Regions from separate parts of the Mus musculus genome. Here all the other regions are linked to region 2. Evidence: chromatin loops called from intact Hi-C (ENCODE). Cell type or tissue: left cerebral cortex. All regions are shown on one strand. Each heading gives the region's core, and the rest is flanking DNA. Links, peaks and the distances in the headings are about the cores only.

Region 1 (5,167 bases), core at 666-4,665, 470 kb before region 2:
GATCACCACTACCAACAGAAACAATTAAAAAGAAATACAGATTCAGGGTTTCTTTTCTTAAAAAACAAACAAACAAAACAAAAAGTCCAACTCCAAAGCCTAGTCAACAGTTTTCTAAAGTAGCAGAAACTCCCTCCGAGGTAGATATCCGAGTCAGACACTCTTGTCCACCGAGCGGTTCTATTGGTTTAAGATGAGCTGCGTATGAGGTAATAAAGCCGTCTGGAGGGGCAGGAGGTGGGGGTGCATGGGGGAGGGGGTGTTGGCCCAGGGCCTCTGTCCAAGAGTCCCCATTTTTGGCATCTCTGGGTCGGGCAGGGCTGACATCTCCAGATTCCAGAGTATATAAGTGGGGTGGGGAACAGAAGTAGGAGGAGTCCAAGACAAACACAACTGGTGTTAGGTTGTAGATTTAAGAGAGACATCTGAGAAATAGGTATCTGGTTTTGGTGAGAGGTGAGACGAAAAAAAGAAAGAAGAAATGGGGACACCCCACTCTCCCTGCCATGTTGTCAGCACCCCAGCACCAAGCGTCTGGTCGGGGAGGGCACAACCCCAATCGCCCTCTGTTTTGTGCTTCTGTGGGGTTTGTCCTCTAGATGCCCAGAGTCCTTAAGAGTTGCCTGGTGGAAGCCCCTAGCCCCGCGACCTTGAGGGGCAAGGTCAGTTGGAGGTGTCAGAGTGAACACTTCCTGGTCCCTCTGTCGGGGATGTCACCGAGGACGGGGTCACAGCCTCCTGCCAGCCACCATTGGCCTGGTAAAAGAGAATGAGAGTCAGAATGGGAAATCCCAGTGTGGGGGTCACACTCCCACCCCGGTGAGAACCCAAAGCTGGAGGCAGCAAGGCCCTTTGACCCACTCACCCGAATTTCTCGAGGACTGTATATCTGACCTCCCCCAATGTTATCCCCGTAGCTCCCCGGCCCCATCGAGTGTCGGAGTGATTCCACCTGCAGGTTACAAAGAAAGGCATGACACACGGGATGCCTCAGAGGGTTCTTGTGTGTTTGGGGGTGGGGCAGGGCACGCACAGCTCAGCAGAGAAAGGAGTCTGTCAGGTAACGCCTCCTGATCTGAGCTCGATCCCCAGAACCCACCTAAAGATGGGAGAACTACCGCAGAGCTGCCCTGTGACGCTGACGTGTGCAGTCGCACATATACCCGCCCGCCCTCCCCATCATGCACGCAGCAATGAAAGAGAAGAGAGGAGCTGGGCCTTCTGACCTGGGAAGCAGGGTAGGAATCGCCATTGAGCCCGGGCATCCCCAGAAACATGTCTCCGGATCCTGAGAGATTGAAAGAGCCGCCAGAGCCTTTCGAGGGCAGAGAGAGAGAGAATCAGAAAAAGCACAGGGCCCTCTGATGGGGGACAGGAGGGAAACCCAACCCTGAGCTTCCAGAAAGCTCACTCTCTGGGACTAGACTCGGAGTATATGAAGATTATCCACAGAACAGCAGGCCCTCCCTCACAACAGGCTACCCCTTGACATTGCCACCCCATCTTAGCCTGGTCTTCCCCCACCCCACCCCAAAGTCCTCCTTGCTATCATCCTGCACAGACACAAGTGGAAGCAAAGGCAAGAAACACTCAAGTCAGCCAGCCAGCGTGGCGGTGGGCTCCACCTGCAGAGGAAGGGGGCGTTGGAGAGCTGGTGCGGCTGTGGCCCCCCTGGGCAACTGACACGGCTGTCTTCACAGCATAGATGTTCGCCTCCTCTTGGAACTTCCCAATATTCTTCTTGTAGCGAATTCGCTTGTTACCGAACCAGTTGGAAACCTGCAGTGTCGGGCAGAGAGGGTCAAGTGGAACCTTGTCTTGGGGACCCCTCTCTTAGTAACATCTGAGAACCCCCGGAGTACCTGAGAGACGGTGATGCCACACTTCTTGGCAAGCTCCTCTTTGGCCTCCTCACTAGGGTAAGGGTTGCTCAGGTGGGAGTAGAAATACTCATTCAGGACCTCAGTGGCCTGTTTGCTGAAGTTCCGGCGTTTCCGTCTGCAGAGAAGCACCGAGCATGTCAGAAACTCCAGCATCATCATATCATCATAGCACCCTTCTGGATAATGGGGCAGCCCAGGGGTCTTGGAGTGGTTCCGGGGGGGGGGGGGGGGAGGGGGAACGGGACGGGACAGGGTTCCTGAGCCCGACCTGGCATCCAGGAAGCGAGAACGCAGGATCATGACGGCCTCACAGGTGCTTTGCTTCAGCTGCATCTGAATGGCGCTGAACTTTCGATGGATGATGCTAACCATGCGCTCCATCTCCTTGGGGGCGACCGGGCGAGTGCGGCTCTGCTCCCTCAGCAGGTTCATGACGTGAGTTGTGAACTCATTGCATGCCTATGGGAGCAAGGAGGCCGTTGAGGAGGCCCTGTGGCTTGGGGCTTCTAGAGTCAGAGGTCGGGGGGGGGGGGTCCTTTTTACTCTCTGGTCCACCTCACCGGCTCGCTTGCCTCTCCTCACCTGCTCATACTTCTCCAGCTCTGAGTGGTAGATGTGGCGGATCTGGGCAAGCTTGCTGCGATAGTCTGAGTGTTCGATGGAGTTGTCCGGGGATACGCCACCACCGGAGGCTGCGGCAGCTGCAGCAGCTGCTGCGGAGCCGCCCCCTTTCTCGGGTCCAGCCACACCTTCTGCCAGAAGCATGTTGTCCAGGCGCATCAGCTGTGGGTCCACGGGCTCCTCCTCTTGGGAGCTCCGAATGCTAAGGCCTAGCAGGCAGGCAAACAGACTTAAGGAACCCCTCACCCCCCACCCCCATCCCCGGTCAAAGCTCCATCCTCGGTCCCAGGGCTCCAGGGCTTCCCTTCCCCACTTCCTTTCATGCAACCTCCGTGGCTCTCAATTTCCTCAAGGCTTCAAGTTGTCAAACTCTAAGCCCTAAGGCAGAGTCTTGCTCCCAGAAGTGAGCATCAGAGGGGCACCTACGTACCAGTTTTCTCCTTGATTTCACACAGGACACTAAACAGGGCAGGTTTCATTCGGTGACAGTTTAGGGCATGTTTCCTTAGGAGGAACGGGAGGAGAGAAAGGGTTCAGGCAGGAGAAAGACGAGAGGGGTGCCAGGGTGCAAGGTGGGGGCATAATCTGCGAGGGGGTTAAGTGGGAATCGGGGTAGAGTGGAGTCCGAGGGATAGTTGAGATCAGCTGCCATAGCTTCGGGAAGCGGCAGGGTCACAGGAAGCAGAAGATGCAGGCAGTGGGGCTAAAGTCACTATGGGCGGGCTGAGGCTAAGAGGGATGGTTCAAGCAAAAAGATGGAGCAAGGATCTAGAGATGACTGAAGAAATAAAGGTGACTAGGTAGGTTGTGGAGTAGAGAACCGGAGGCTGTCAGTGTGAGGCGGTAGGGGGCCTGAGAAAGGTGGGGGGGGGGGTGCCCTGCTACCTGGGAGTTCAGTACAGAATGTGTGGGCTGAGCAGGGGGAAGGCTGTTGAGGACTCTTGGAGGCCCCGACCTCCGTGGAAGGGAATGTGTGGAGATCCTGGATCCGTACGCGGAGAATGGGGTGGGCTAGCCGGATAGTTAGGGAAGACAGCTTTGGCTGAGAACAGTTTCTAAGTCTGGGAGCCAAGAGATGGGCCAGAGTTGACTGTAGGGGTCAGCAAAAGGTTAGGAGGGAGTGAGACCACCTGGGGTTCGCTCTGTGGAGGAGGCTTTAGGGCCTAGGGGCAAAGCAAGCTTTGAGAGAACACTAGAACTAAGGAAAGAAAAGAGTTGCAAGATCCAGAGAGGGCCCTGGGGGAGGGGGGCTTGCAGAGGACTCAGAGCTGTGAGCGGGGTCCCGGGGTGGGGGCACTCACTTGGCCTGGGCCTCGTCCAGGCTCTGGTCCGTGATGGTCATTATCTGTTGCAGAATGTCCCCGATGTCTTGCTTCCCTCGGCCTCCCGGGACCCCCCCACTTCCCCCACCGGGGTCTCCGCCACCGGGAGGCTCGCCAGGGCCCCCGGGCTCCGCACCTACCAGCCCCAGACCCCCACGGCCCCCGCCCGGAGGAGGCGGCCCCAGCAGCCGCTCGTCCATAGCTGGGGGGGGGCCTGAGGCCCCCTCCCTGCTCGCCCCTCCCCCCGCCGGGTGACTTCCCCCCCAAACTCGCTGGGGCCGCTGCTCCCTCCGCCCCAACCCCGCCCGGCAACCCGCCTCCCGGCTCCCCTCGGGGGTTCACCCCGGCACTGAAGGGGAGACCCGGGGTGCCGCCTGGGCACCCCCACAGGAGACCCCGGCCCCCGGCGGCGGAGAAAATGGAGCCGGAGAGAGAGAGAGAGAGAGAGGAGGCCCAAGCGGGGGTGTGTGTGCGAGAGGAGGGAGGAGGGAGAAGGGGGAACGAGGGAGGCGGCTGGGGGAGGGGAGCGGGAGGAAGAGGAGGGGAGGAGAGGAGGAACGGGGAGGAGCCGGGGGCGGGGAGACGCAGGCCAGGCGGCGGCGGCGGCGGCGGGTGGAGGCGGGGAGCGGCCGGGCGGCCGGGGAGAGACTGGGTTGGCCTCGGCGCTGGCCGAAAGGGCGCTGGGGTGGGTGTCTCGGCCACCTGGGTTCCGAGGCCATGGTCGGGTGGTGCGGACTCCGGCCTCTGGAATGTTCTCCGACAGCTCGGTTCATATTTCTTGTTCTAATGACTCCCCTCCTTGTTCGACTTAATTAAAACCGGGAGACTGGGGGCTGGGGGAGATGATTAGGGAGGTCTCCAGCCGCTGCTTAATGAGCCAGTAATTAACCAGCCAGGGAGGGGAGCTGGCCTCTGGCCAGATCGCTGAGAGCGGCTGCCCCAGGCCTCACCTACCCACCTTGCACCCCCCCACACACACCCCCAGATACCAGTCTTCAGTCCAGAGGGGAATTATGTTTATTCATACAACCAAAACATCAGACAGACTCAGCAGCAGGGTGGGGGCGGGGTAAGAGTCGCTTCACCGCCTCTGGGCCCCTCTGCCTTGGGGCCTGAGACTGCTAGTGCTGGACAATTGTCTTACTCTTCCCTTTTTTTCTCACTAGGCAGGGGCAGGCCGCAGCCCTCACACCCTGTTTAGTAGCTTGACAGCTCAGGATAGAGACTCTTTAACTGTCCTCGGGAGTTGTGTCCACCCTACCTTGCTTATCTTCATGGTTAGAGTACTTGTCCCAAGTCCAGTCCCCAGGGAAAGTGGGTGGTAAATACAGCAATTTTAGC
Region 2 (5,109 bases), core at 1,110-5,109:
GCATGGGCAATGTCAGGGAGAAATCAGAAGTGGACTCTGGGGTGGGCAGCTGGGAGGTCCTGCTAAGTAGGGTGGTGAGGTCACACTCTGGGGCTGCATGAAGTGGGAAATAAGAGAACTGGGAGGAGACAAGCAGGGAGAGTCTTGTAAGTCCAAGTCCTGCTGTGCAAGGAAGTTGAGAAAGCCACGGAGTACTTAGAGACAGGGTAGGTACTGAATAGGGTTTTCTTTTTGGCTACTTAGAGACAGGGTAGGTACTGAATAGGGTTTTCTTTTTGGCTAAGAGAGCAAAATGGACAGGAAGTTACTTAGGTTAACAGAGAAAGGTGACCAAGTCAAAAGCAATTTCCTTCAACTGAGAAGCCCCGATAAAATAAGAGACATGCCCTGTTCTACACACGGAAAATACAGGTGGGCTGCTGGTGCAGAGTGTAAATCCAGACCATACCTTCAAAGACAAAAGACAACAGAGATAAGCGCGAGCTTCGCACTTTAAGTCAACTGCATTGTTTTTAAGTTGTCACCCTAAACTTTAGTAGGATGAATTCAAGACTGAGAAACAAACTAGTAAGGCAGGTCACAGAAACAGAAACAGAGTATAGACAATGTCAGGAAAGAATCATGATCAAAACGAGCAGAAATGACGAAGTAGAACTCTATGTTAATAAATGGTCTACCTGTACACGATCAGAGAAAGAAACACGGGTGGTATACTTCGAAGGCAGGATTCGGGTATTTTCAAGTCTCATAGAGGAAAAAAAAAAGAAACAGTTTAAGAAATTCGAGGAACCCCACAACTCCTCCCGATTAAAACGTCAAATCGAGCGTGCAACATCCAAGCGGACCCCCACCGTTCCAGGGAGGCTCGCCCTGCAGTCCCGCTGCTGCAGCCAGGACCCGCGTGCCTCCTGGGACCACAGCATGGGGCCCCGCGGATTCTGGCCAGAAAGTGCCAGGCAACGCCTCAGACCGGAGCCGGAAGAACCTATTCCCCCCGCCGCGGTGGGGAGGGGGGGGAGGCCACCGGGGCGCAGGCCCGCGCGCTCCCGCCACACCCATCGCTCAACGAGGTGGCCCCGAGGCTCGGGGCGCACTGAGCCTGCGCACCGCGGCTCTCCCCGCGACCCGTGCCTCCCCTCCCCCCAGACCAGGCACACCCTTGCGCATGCGCTATGTGTTTCGTGGGGCTGCGGCAGCCATGCTGAACTCGTACCGAGAGGCGAGTGGGGGGGACGGGGGCGACCACAGGCGCAAGGGAGGCCGGGGACCTGGCGAGGCAACAGCCTTAGCGAGGTCTGGGGTCTCGGGACACAGGTCTGGGCCTTGCAGTCCCTGTGACCCCGTTCACGACCCTCCGCAGTGTTCGGAAACCTCGCCCTCGTGGCCGTAGGGGGGGCGGACACGTGACCCGCCCCAGCCAGTCGGAGCGCTGCTGACGTGGCCGCGCGGCCCCGATGCTTTTCCCCCCACCCCCAGCGGCTAGGGAAGGGAGGGGCTGGGGGCTACGCCCCCTCCCCCAACGCCTTCTCGGCTTCCGGGGGGGTTGACACCCCGGATTCCTTGCTCCCCCCCCAGCCGGGCTGAGGGCGACTTTCGAGGGCCCCCCCGTGGCTCCTGGATCCAGGTGAGCAGGGGCCCCTGGGGCGGGGACGCCATCGGTCATTTAAATGCATAAGTAAAGGTGGGGAGTGGGAAGAATTCTTGGGGTTCAGGAGAAAAATCCCAAGGGGGAAAGACTTGTCTTTCAAACACCTGACAGCCAATGGGAGTGTGGACTGGGGCCAGCGCAAGAGGGCCACTGTGTGGGGGAGGGGAATGGCCAACCTCGTGCCTACATACCCATCGGAGGGCAAAGGGGCGAGGGTGGCTTGTGCCCCATGCACCCGTCACCGGGGGGGGGGGGGGGGACAGGAATCGGGAGCCAGGTGAGATGGGATGTTTTGGGCGGGCGAGGGGAGGGCGACCCCGTAGGCTGAGTGTGAGTGTTGGTCGTGGGATGCGAGAGCTTAGGAGTTGGCAGCTCTGGAGGTGAACTGGTGTGGTTCCCTGGCGCCGACTCCCTGCCTCCCCAGGGACTCCCTAAGCTCCCTTTGTGTCAAGGGTAGCAGGCTCGCCATCGTCACATGGCGTGATGGAGGCTCGGTCGAGTTTGTGTGCTTTTCACGAGGACGCGGCCTGTGGGGCCTGCTGTTCCCAGCTGCGCATCCCCTCCGGGCTCTTAGCTGTTTGTCTCTGCCCCAGGGTGGGGAGGGCTCACCGGCCCAGAGCCTGGGGGCCGCCTGCGAGCGCAGTCCTGGCCTGAGGTGGGTGCTGGGAGGGGAGAGCCAGCGTGGTCCGAGCCTCCCAGTCTCCGAGGTCTAGGGTTTCTCCGGGTGGCATGCTCTACTGCCGCCCTCCTCCCCTCCCCCTGCCTGGAACAGTTGCCTCCTTGTGTGCTGCGGGGGAGGGAACGGAAAGGAGGAAAGAGTTACTTTTCCAAATTACTAAGTAGCAGCAGCCTCCCCTGTGACTCATGTGGGGGCAGGGAGGGCTGGGAATGACTGGGGCGCAGTGATTTTCCGGAATGCAGGGAAACGGGAGCGTCGTCTGGCTACCCTTTCTCTCTAAGGCCCAGCAGTTTCCCCGCTCCCCGAGTTCTCTCCCCACCCCCACCCCACCCCCGTCGGGCTTCGGCCCGGACCCGCCAGGCCCAGGTGCGGAAAATCCAGTTTGGAGGCCGGGCCGCCAGGGGGAGGGGAGAGGCCTCTAAAGTTGCTGTGTCATTGCCCTGCTCGCCGCAGCCACCCGGGCGGGGCCGCGCGCACTCGGGCGACCCGGGCCTGGTTCCCGGCGGGGAGTGCAGGGTCTCTGCTTCCAAGGCGCACTTACCCCTTGCGGGGTCTGCGCTTATCTTGCGGTCCAGAAGACGGGAGCTTGGCCGCCATGTTAAGTGCAGTGACCGAGGTTCGAGGTCGAGGGCTCATGTGGAGGGAGGGTCGCCTGGTTGCAGTTCTAGGACCTAGGCCAGTTGGGGCTATAATTGGGGAATGGTGAGCCCGCCTTACAGCCCCTCACCAACGTTAATTTACTTGCCCAGACGTGCACACCTGTCTTCCCAGCCAGGGAAAGGGGAGTTTGGGAGCGAGAGGTGTGTTCTGGGGGGATAGACGCTTTTACTTTCGCGCGAGGGGCTACCCCAGAGTTGCTTTTGCCATCTGACCTTGAGAACTGGCTGGTGGTTCCTACTTAAGTCTTGTTTCGAGTCCCAAGACAGCGTAGGGGAGGGGGAGGGGGCGAGACAGCTCCCAAAATGGCTCCTGCCCCTCCTCGGAGGCGTCCGGCTGCGGGGGGGAGGGGAGGGAGGAGGGCTGCAGAGCAGCGCCGCCGCCGCCTCCTCGGCTCGCCCTCCTCCCTGGCGCTGACCGATGGAAGAGGCGCTCCGTGGGGAGGACTCCCAGCCCGATGGGGGCGGGGGGCGTCAGCTCGCCCACGCTGGGGCGAGATGGGGCCAAGGAGCCGTGCGCTGCGCCCGCTCTCCTCACCCTGACGCCGGGAAAGTTTGCCGAGATCGGCTTTTAGGGCATGTGGACGCCTTGTGCGTTCCTAAGGCGGGTAAGTGCGCGAGAATCTGCAAATGCGGGCGGGCGGGCAGGGTATGAGCCCCCGGGGCTGGCTAGACAGTAAACACTCGGGGTGGCCTCGCATCTTTAGAGCTGAGGATTTTAGGGCAGAGCGTGGCCTTTGCTATCTGATTACTTTGGTTCGGGGAAGACGAGGTTAGTCTTGGAACGCTCCGGTCATGTGTTGGATCAGGGGACGTTAGATCGCGTCGCGGGGTTACTGTGGAGCGCTCAGCCGAGAAGCAGGCCGCGACTTCTAAGATGGCGTCTGTCTTCCTTGTTTCAGATTCTCCACTGCGGCGGCCTCGCAGCCAAGAACCTTTCGCCCGCCCCGCCCGCGCGACCCGTCCCACTCTGCGCCCCGCCCGCGCCGCCAATGGAAAAGCTGCAAATGGCGCGACCAGCCTGCCGCGGGCGACCGGCAGAAATTCGGTGTGTGCAAGCCCGGGAAGGCTCCGTCAGACCTGGAGGTGGGGACAGCGTGTTGCAGGCCCCGGGGAGATGGCGCCTACACGCCGTTCGGCCTCCATCTCTCCCAGGGTTCGCCAAGCCACGGCGCAGCCAATTGGCTCGGAGACATGGCGGGGTGCCTTTTCGCCTTGGCTCTCTGCGGCACTCTGCTGCCGATAATCGACGCCTTGGAACTGGAGTTTGTGACGTCATCCTTCGAGCGGACCAATAGGAAAGGCTCCCGCGAAGAGGCGGGCCTGCCCCCTCGCCTTTGCTTCTCCAGGCGCGTGAGCGGGCGAGCACGCGCGGAGGGGGCGGGGGAGCTCGCGAGCAGGGTGGCGCGCATGAGCAGCGAAGCTCCGCCCCTCCGGCTATATATAAAGCGCTGGCGCGGGGCTCGGCGGCGCCATTTCGCGCTGGAGTGGAGCAGCCTCTAGGACGAGCTGGAGGATTGCGCCTACTGACCCAGCGTCTCGGAGCCTCTGCGGGCCGCCAGTACAATCCACGTCCATCCGCTTGGAAATGGACTTCGTCCCGGCCCGCGACCGCTCCCGGCGGACAGTGCAGACCCCATAGAAGCCCCCGAGGCTCCCCTTTCTCGGGCCCCGCCCAGTCCTCGGTGTCTGTCCACCCCTCTACTCCGCCCTCAAGAGGATTTCAAAGATGGAGGCGGCGGCTCTCTGAAACCCCTTTTTGGTGCTCATCCGCCTCCATCGGAGGTCTGACGCGGCTCTCGTGACCCCCCGGCGACCGCGGCGGGAAGAGGGGACCCCTGTCCACCGGCGGCAGGCCGAATTGACGACGGTGTCCAGTTTCGGGGACTGCCGGGTTTGCAGACTGCGTTCTCCTGTGGCTCGCCGGCCGGCAGAGGCCGCCGCCATTTTCCTGCTGTCGCCGCCTGCGGAGCGTGCAAAGCTGCCGGAGTTGCGGGGAGGACGGCGCAGGAGACAGCGTTCCCGCCGGTCCCGCAACGAGGCTGACGCCTGGAGGGCCAAGGGCAGCGGCCTTCCCCCCACTTCCCGGGTTATGCTGGGCCCGGCGGTGAGGGGAGCCGAGGCTA
Region 3 (5,167 bases), core at 575-4,574, 470 kb before region 2:
AGATGTCTGGATTATATAGGGTAGAGAGCCTCTGGGGGAAGGGCAGTTCAGGCTGTCTGGAAAGTTCAGGGCAGGGGTAGGGGGCAGGGTATGATAGCCATATCCTGTAGCAGGTAGGGACTGGGGGTTGCTGGGAGAACCTGGAGGCCAAGTGAGCTAGCTCTGGTACGTTAAATAGGCACCTCAACTGCGTGTCATTTACCTCACAGCATTACTAAGGCTTACTGGTAAGGAGGCACTTTGGCACATGGTGAATGCCCTTCAAATGGTGGATAATCTTCCAGAATGCCTCCTGGTTTATCAGCATTGGGGTAAAGCCTAATGAAGTATGAGCAGTTCGAGACCCTCCTGTCTTTGAGCCCTTAGGGATCTTTGTTATAGCTAAATGGTCTTAGATGAGGGACACAGTTATCACCTTGTATATTTGAAAACTATTGGAGATTCTCACTTTCAGTGATATCCCAGATGAACTGGAATTCCCAGATTGTCGGTTTGCCTTTAATTTATATTTAACCCCTCACTATATGAATGATTCTGGAGTATTGAATTTCCCAAACACTATGCACTTTTTCCATCTCACCCTTTAGTCCCTCAGAAGATAAAGTAGCACTTCAAATTAGCTTTATTATCCATGAGTTTGGGGTTCTCGGAGATAGCAGTGACTGGAGAACATGGCCTCATCCCTGCACCAGTGTCCTTGTGGGGAGGCAGAGAGAGGGCAAGGAGTCATCAGCTGGATGGGCCACTGGTTACTTACTGTTCATCTACACAACACCCGGCACATCGTAGGTGCTTAATAAATAGTTGCCAGCTACTTGTGGGCAGTAGATAGCAGAGGCTCCTTTTGGGAAACCATACACAAGAAACATTTTACACCCAATTCGCCCACAGTTCTTGGTTCCAGAGTTTAGGGATTCTCGAAATCAACTTTGTCCTCTTGAAGCTGCCCTATTTTCCAGGAAAATCACGGTCTATCTCAACCGGACATCCTAAACCCTCTTCCCATTGCTGTGCATACTCTATGGGGGAGACAAGTGAGCTTAACGGTTATTTTGGCCTTAAAAGTCCGGAGTCTTCCAGACTCGTACGTGTCGCTTCCTTCCTTCCACGCAGCTGCCTAGTTCAGATTTCTTACAACCGAGTTTAAGGGAATCTCTTGGTGAACTGGAAGACCCCAGGCAACTTGAGGGGATCCACGTTCTGGGGACGGGGTCAGGCTGGGAGGCGGGATCGGCGCACTGCAGGCGGAGCCGCAGGCTTCCAGGGCCACCCAGTCGCGAGGCCAGTCATCCTGTGATGCCCTAGCCCCGCGTCGTCCACGGGAGCCCGCGGAGAACCTGCGGCCGCGCGTGGTGGGGCCTCCGCAGCTTCCAGATCGGCTCCGGCAGCGAGCATACACCTTCCCTCCGCGCGCTCCCAAGTCCACCGACCAAGTGCGAGCCTGCAGACAGGCTCCGCCCCCGCGCGGGCGCGCTCCCGCAGACAGCGTCCGGCAGCGCGGCGCGGCCCCGCCCCCCGGCGTGGTGCGTGCGTGCGCACGGGCCTCCTGCGTAGTCGGTCCAGCCCCTTCCAGCAGCGTTAGCAGGTCCCAGTGACTGCGCTGGCGGGCCACATCTCCTGGGGCCAGCCCGGCCTGGTCTCGCAGTCCCCGGGCCGCCCCGAGCTCCAGCAACAGCTGCGCCACCTCCACGGCTCCTTCGCGCGCTGCCAGGAAAAGCGGCGTCTGTTCCTGCGGAGGAGACCCGAAAGCCCGGGGGCAGGGACTGTTAGGGAGTCCCCGCCCCCCGGGAGTCTGTGCCCTCCCGTCAGACACTGGGCCCCGCCCCCTTGGAGCCTGTTGGATTCCCCTGCTTTTGGCTTGTTCAGTGGGGGCTGCGACGTGGCTCACCCTACTGTCCTGGGCATCTTTATCCGCTCCAGCCTGGAGGAGAGAGCGGGCGGCTCGGGCGTTGTTCACAGCAGCGGCCCAGTGCAGTGCAGTTTTTCCTAGGGTACCACGTGGGAGCTGGTTACCCCGCAGTTGGGGGTCAGACTCCTACCTTTTAGTTTCCCACGGGTTCTGGCCTTGGTGGTGGGGGGAGGAAGGGAGAGCTACTTGGATTCTTCAGAGGCGGGAAGCGTTGCCCTGGCAACCGACAGTCGGCTGCAAGTGTTGCCCTGGTGACGTCATGGGCGCGCGGGCAGGACAATGGGTATTGTTCTGGATCGGTGGGACCCCGGTATCCCCATTACGGTTCCCGCCGGTACTTCTTCCATTCCCGTATCATGGACTGAGACAAGATGTGTACTTAACAGTGATGGGGAAACTCGCTCTCCATCCTGCCACAGCATAAGAGCCTCTAGTCTGTCCCCACTGCGCCTGTATTTTGAACTTCACCTCCTTACCGCTCTCCCCAACATTCCAATAACACAGCGGCTCCATGCATACCCCTTTTATCCCTGGCTCCTACATCTGCTCGGGCTGCGATCAATTCTTCAACCAGGTCCTCCACGGCCAGCCTGGCAGCCAGCATCAAAGGTGTAGTCCCGTCCTCTGTGCGGGCGTCCACCGTAGTCTGTCTGCTGGCCAATAGGAGCTAGGGAGACAGAAAGGTCCTGTGACCCCTAGGGTACCCTGGGCTTCTAGGTCAGGCTCCCTCACGCTTTTGTTGCCTGTCTTTGTTTTGAGACAATGTCTTCTTACGCAGCCCAGGCTAGTCTGGGACACATAGAGATCTATCTACCCCCACCTCCCCAGTGCTGGGGTTATAGGCCCATCAGCTCCGAAGCCAGTCGCTACCTGCCACCTTCAGGTCTCCAGTCTGTTTCCTCTTTGTCAAACCCCAGAGAAGACCTCTCTGTTTTATATGTAAGCGTACTCCTACTTCCTTTAGAGACCCCGATATGTGCCGACCTGGCAAACCTCCCGAGCGTCGGCAGCCACAGCAGTGTGAAGTGGGGTGCGCCCAGCGCGGTCTGGCTGGTTGGGGTTGGCTCCAGCCTCAAGGAGGCGGCGGGCAGCGGTTGGCCGAGAGAATCTGGCAGCTAGGTGCAGAGGCGTCTCTCCAGTGCCCACAGTGTGAGCCTGGGGGCAGGCCCCTCTATCCAGCAGTGGTTCCCAGGGTTCCAGATTTCCTAGCCCCAGTCTCTGTGGACTAGCCCCAGTCGTGGACTGCACTCCCCCACAGAAGACGGCTGACATCAGGGGTGTCACCCCATCTGCGGATGAGAATGAGTACTAGGGCCGATCAAAGGGATAAGAGAATGATAGCATGCCCCTGGGAGAATTGCAGCCATCTTAGCCAAGCTCTGCCTTTTTAGGGTGATGGAGTAAAGGGGTGCTTGCGACAGATTCTCACTATATAGCTCTGACTGTCCTGGAACTCACCAGGGTGGTCTAGAACTCATAGAGATCCACCTGCCTCTGCTGCTTTCCTGCTAGGACTAAAACCTTCCTGATAGGATTAAAGGTGTGTGCCACTGTTGCCAGTCAAGTGTTGGTTCTTGATTTAGTGTTTTGTTTTGTTTAAAGACGGGGTTTTCTGTGTAGTGCTGCCTGTCCTGGGACTTGATCTCTAGACGATGCTGGCTTCGAACTCGGAGATCTGCCTACATCTGCCTCCTGAGTGTCTGAATCAAAGGTGTGCACCACCACCGATCGACTAGATTTAGTGTCTTCATCAACCTCTCTGAGGCCCAGTTTTCTCATCAGGGAGGCTTTAGTTCTCAGAGCGTCTGAGGCATGAGCCTGAGTTGGCCTGATCTAGAGGGCTGTTCCCATTGCTCTGTACCTCAGCTTGCCAAGTCTGAGTTTGTATTCCTGGCACGTCCCTAGATGGTGCTGCGCTCTCTGGGGCCCTTTCTCTGAGAGCTACCACTCTCTCTGAAGGCTCTAGTTTGGATACTAATGGCCTTTGTTTCTAAAAGGGTCAAGAGTAGGATCCCCCCCGCCGCGCCCCCCCCCACCTCCACTTGGTCTAGGTTGGTTGTGTACCAGGTCCACAGGTGTCCACATCCAGAACCTCCGATTCACACTCCTGAGGAGGGGTCAGCATGGCTGCCTGGGGGAGCTCTCCACAGCCGCTGTTGAGCGGCCAAAGCTGGCACCTGGAGGCTGAGGCTGTTTCTTCAGCCTTGGGGCAAGAGCAAGGACAAGCGAAGGTCATTGAGTTGACCTTGCCACTGTCTCCTCTGTACCATCCCCCTACACACACACACACACACACACACACACACACACACACACACACACACGAGGTTTCACCTGGCCTACCTCTCCCTCTTCAGGGCCCGAGCACATGGCCACTCCATCCTCATCCACTTCGGCCTCTGGCTTCAGTGCCCTGGATGGGGTGAGTAGGTAGATAGGCTAAGGCCAGCCAGCATCTCCCACGCTTCCAGAAGCCTTCCGACTGACCCTTCCACTTCTGCAGGAGTAGTGCTTAGCACTTTGGACACTCCCCCGAATCCCAGACCCTTAAAAAAGTCTCACTTAAGACCAATGTTGTCCTCGCCCAGTGGGGGCCTCCGCCGGTGGGGTGCCTGCTGTGTCTGAGGCCTTCGAATGAAACCAGGGGGCAGCCACAGGGCCCCATGTTCTCGTCGCCGTCGCCGAATGAGCTGGAGGACGAGAAGGGCCCCAAGGGCCAGGAGAAGCACCCCAACCACTGGTGAACATAGAATGGGCCAGGGAAGCTGGTTGGCAGAGGGCCCTGGTAAGAGAGAGACAGTCACAAAAGGGGCCCATTCTTGTTAAGAATGGGCCAGTGGAGTAGCTCGGGTTAGTGGAGTAGCCTGCCTCAGTTTCCTCCTGTCTCCTGTAGTTAAATATGTTAATGGTTAACATGCTTCGAAGAGAGCTCATAGGATATGTTATAATATGATAGTTTCCTATCATATAGTGGTAACCCAAGGTTGGTTGTAGAGCTATGCCAGAGGTTAGTACAAAGTTCTCAGGGAAACAGGAAGGGAGACCACTGAATAGATGGGACAGGGGGAGAGTCATTCCAAAGAAGAGATGTTAGGCCAAGTTCCCCACACAGACATTTTGGTTTTTGGTTCTATCTCTCCCAGCGAGGATATGAGCTAAGGTCAAGGGCGATGGTAGGGGATCACCTACTGGTCCCTGCTTGAGGGTGAGCCGCCAGCAAGGGTCCAGGCAGCAGGGGCTCCAGAGCTCCCACTGCTG

The links. Peaks named below come from ENCODE experiments on the same cell type or tissue, not always from the same donor. Only the 100,000 strongest peaks of a DNase experiment are listed, where the experiment ranks them.
Region 1: it touches region 2 in a loop (7-fold over the local background); 9 of 42 quality-filtered maps call a loop at or near these places.
Region 3: it touches region 2 in a loop (12-fold over the local background); 5 of 42 quality-filtered maps call a loop at or near these places.

The regions. Positions count from the first base shown.
Region 1 is chr17:34,591,413-34,596,579 of GRCm38, reverse strand. Pbx2 (pre B cell leukemia homeobox 2) reads right to left here and starts at 4,321. Exons shown (of 9, transcript NM_017463.3): 1 at 3,806-4,321; 2 at 2,935-3,008; 3 at 2,466-2,713; 4 at 2,152-2,342; 5 at 1,863-1,998; 6 at 1,626-1,779; 7 at 1,227-1,315; 8 at 866-952; 9 at 1-756. The coding sequence starts at 4,026. The coding sequence ends at 664. It overlaps Gpsm3 (G-protein signalling modulator 3 (AGS3-like, C. elegans)), which reads right to left. Exons shown (of 4, transcript NM_134116.5): 4 at 4,826-5,167. In left cerebral cortex, for the core only: a CTCF peak has its summit at 2,586; DNase peaks (open chromatin) are centred at 3,239, 3,491, 3,712, 4,399 and 1 more place; H3K4me3 peaks cover 2,456 bases; H3K27ac peaks cover 1,817 bases.
Region 2 is chr17:34,118,677-34,123,785 of GRCm38, reverse strand. It overlaps Brd2 (bromodomain containing 2), which reads left to right and starts at 1,179. Exons shown (of 13, transcript NM_001204973.1): 1 at 1,179-1,624; 2 at 3,886-5,109. H2-DMa (histocompatibility 2, class II, locus DMa) reads right to left here and starts at 954. Exons shown (of 6, transcript NM_010386.4): 1 at 852-954. In left cerebral cortex, for the core only: a CTCF peak has its summit at 2,742 (motif pointing right); DNase peaks (open chromatin) are centred at 2,190, 2,433, 3,299, 4,287 and 3 more places; H3K4me3 peaks cover 3,875 bases; H3K27ac peaks cover 3,770 bases.
Region 3 is chr17:34,583,936-34,589,102 of GRCm38, reverse strand. Notch4 (notch 4) reads right to left here. Exons shown (of 30, transcript NM_010929.2): 23 at 5,099-5,167; 24 at 4,472-4,691; 25 at 4,253-4,322; 26 at 3,974-4,112; 27 at 2,894-3,198; 28 at 2,429-2,576; 29 at 1,889-1,986; 30 at 560-1,729. The coding sequence ends at 1,118. Among named protein-coding and RNA genes, the nearest start is that of Gpsm3, 3.3 kb to the left of the region's middle. In left cerebral cortex, for the core only: no CTCF peak of the experiment used is centred there; DNase peaks (open chromatin) are centred at 2,112, 2,703, 2,942, 3,765 and 2 more places; H3K4me3 peaks cover 1,900 bases; H3K27ac peaks cover 2,118 bases.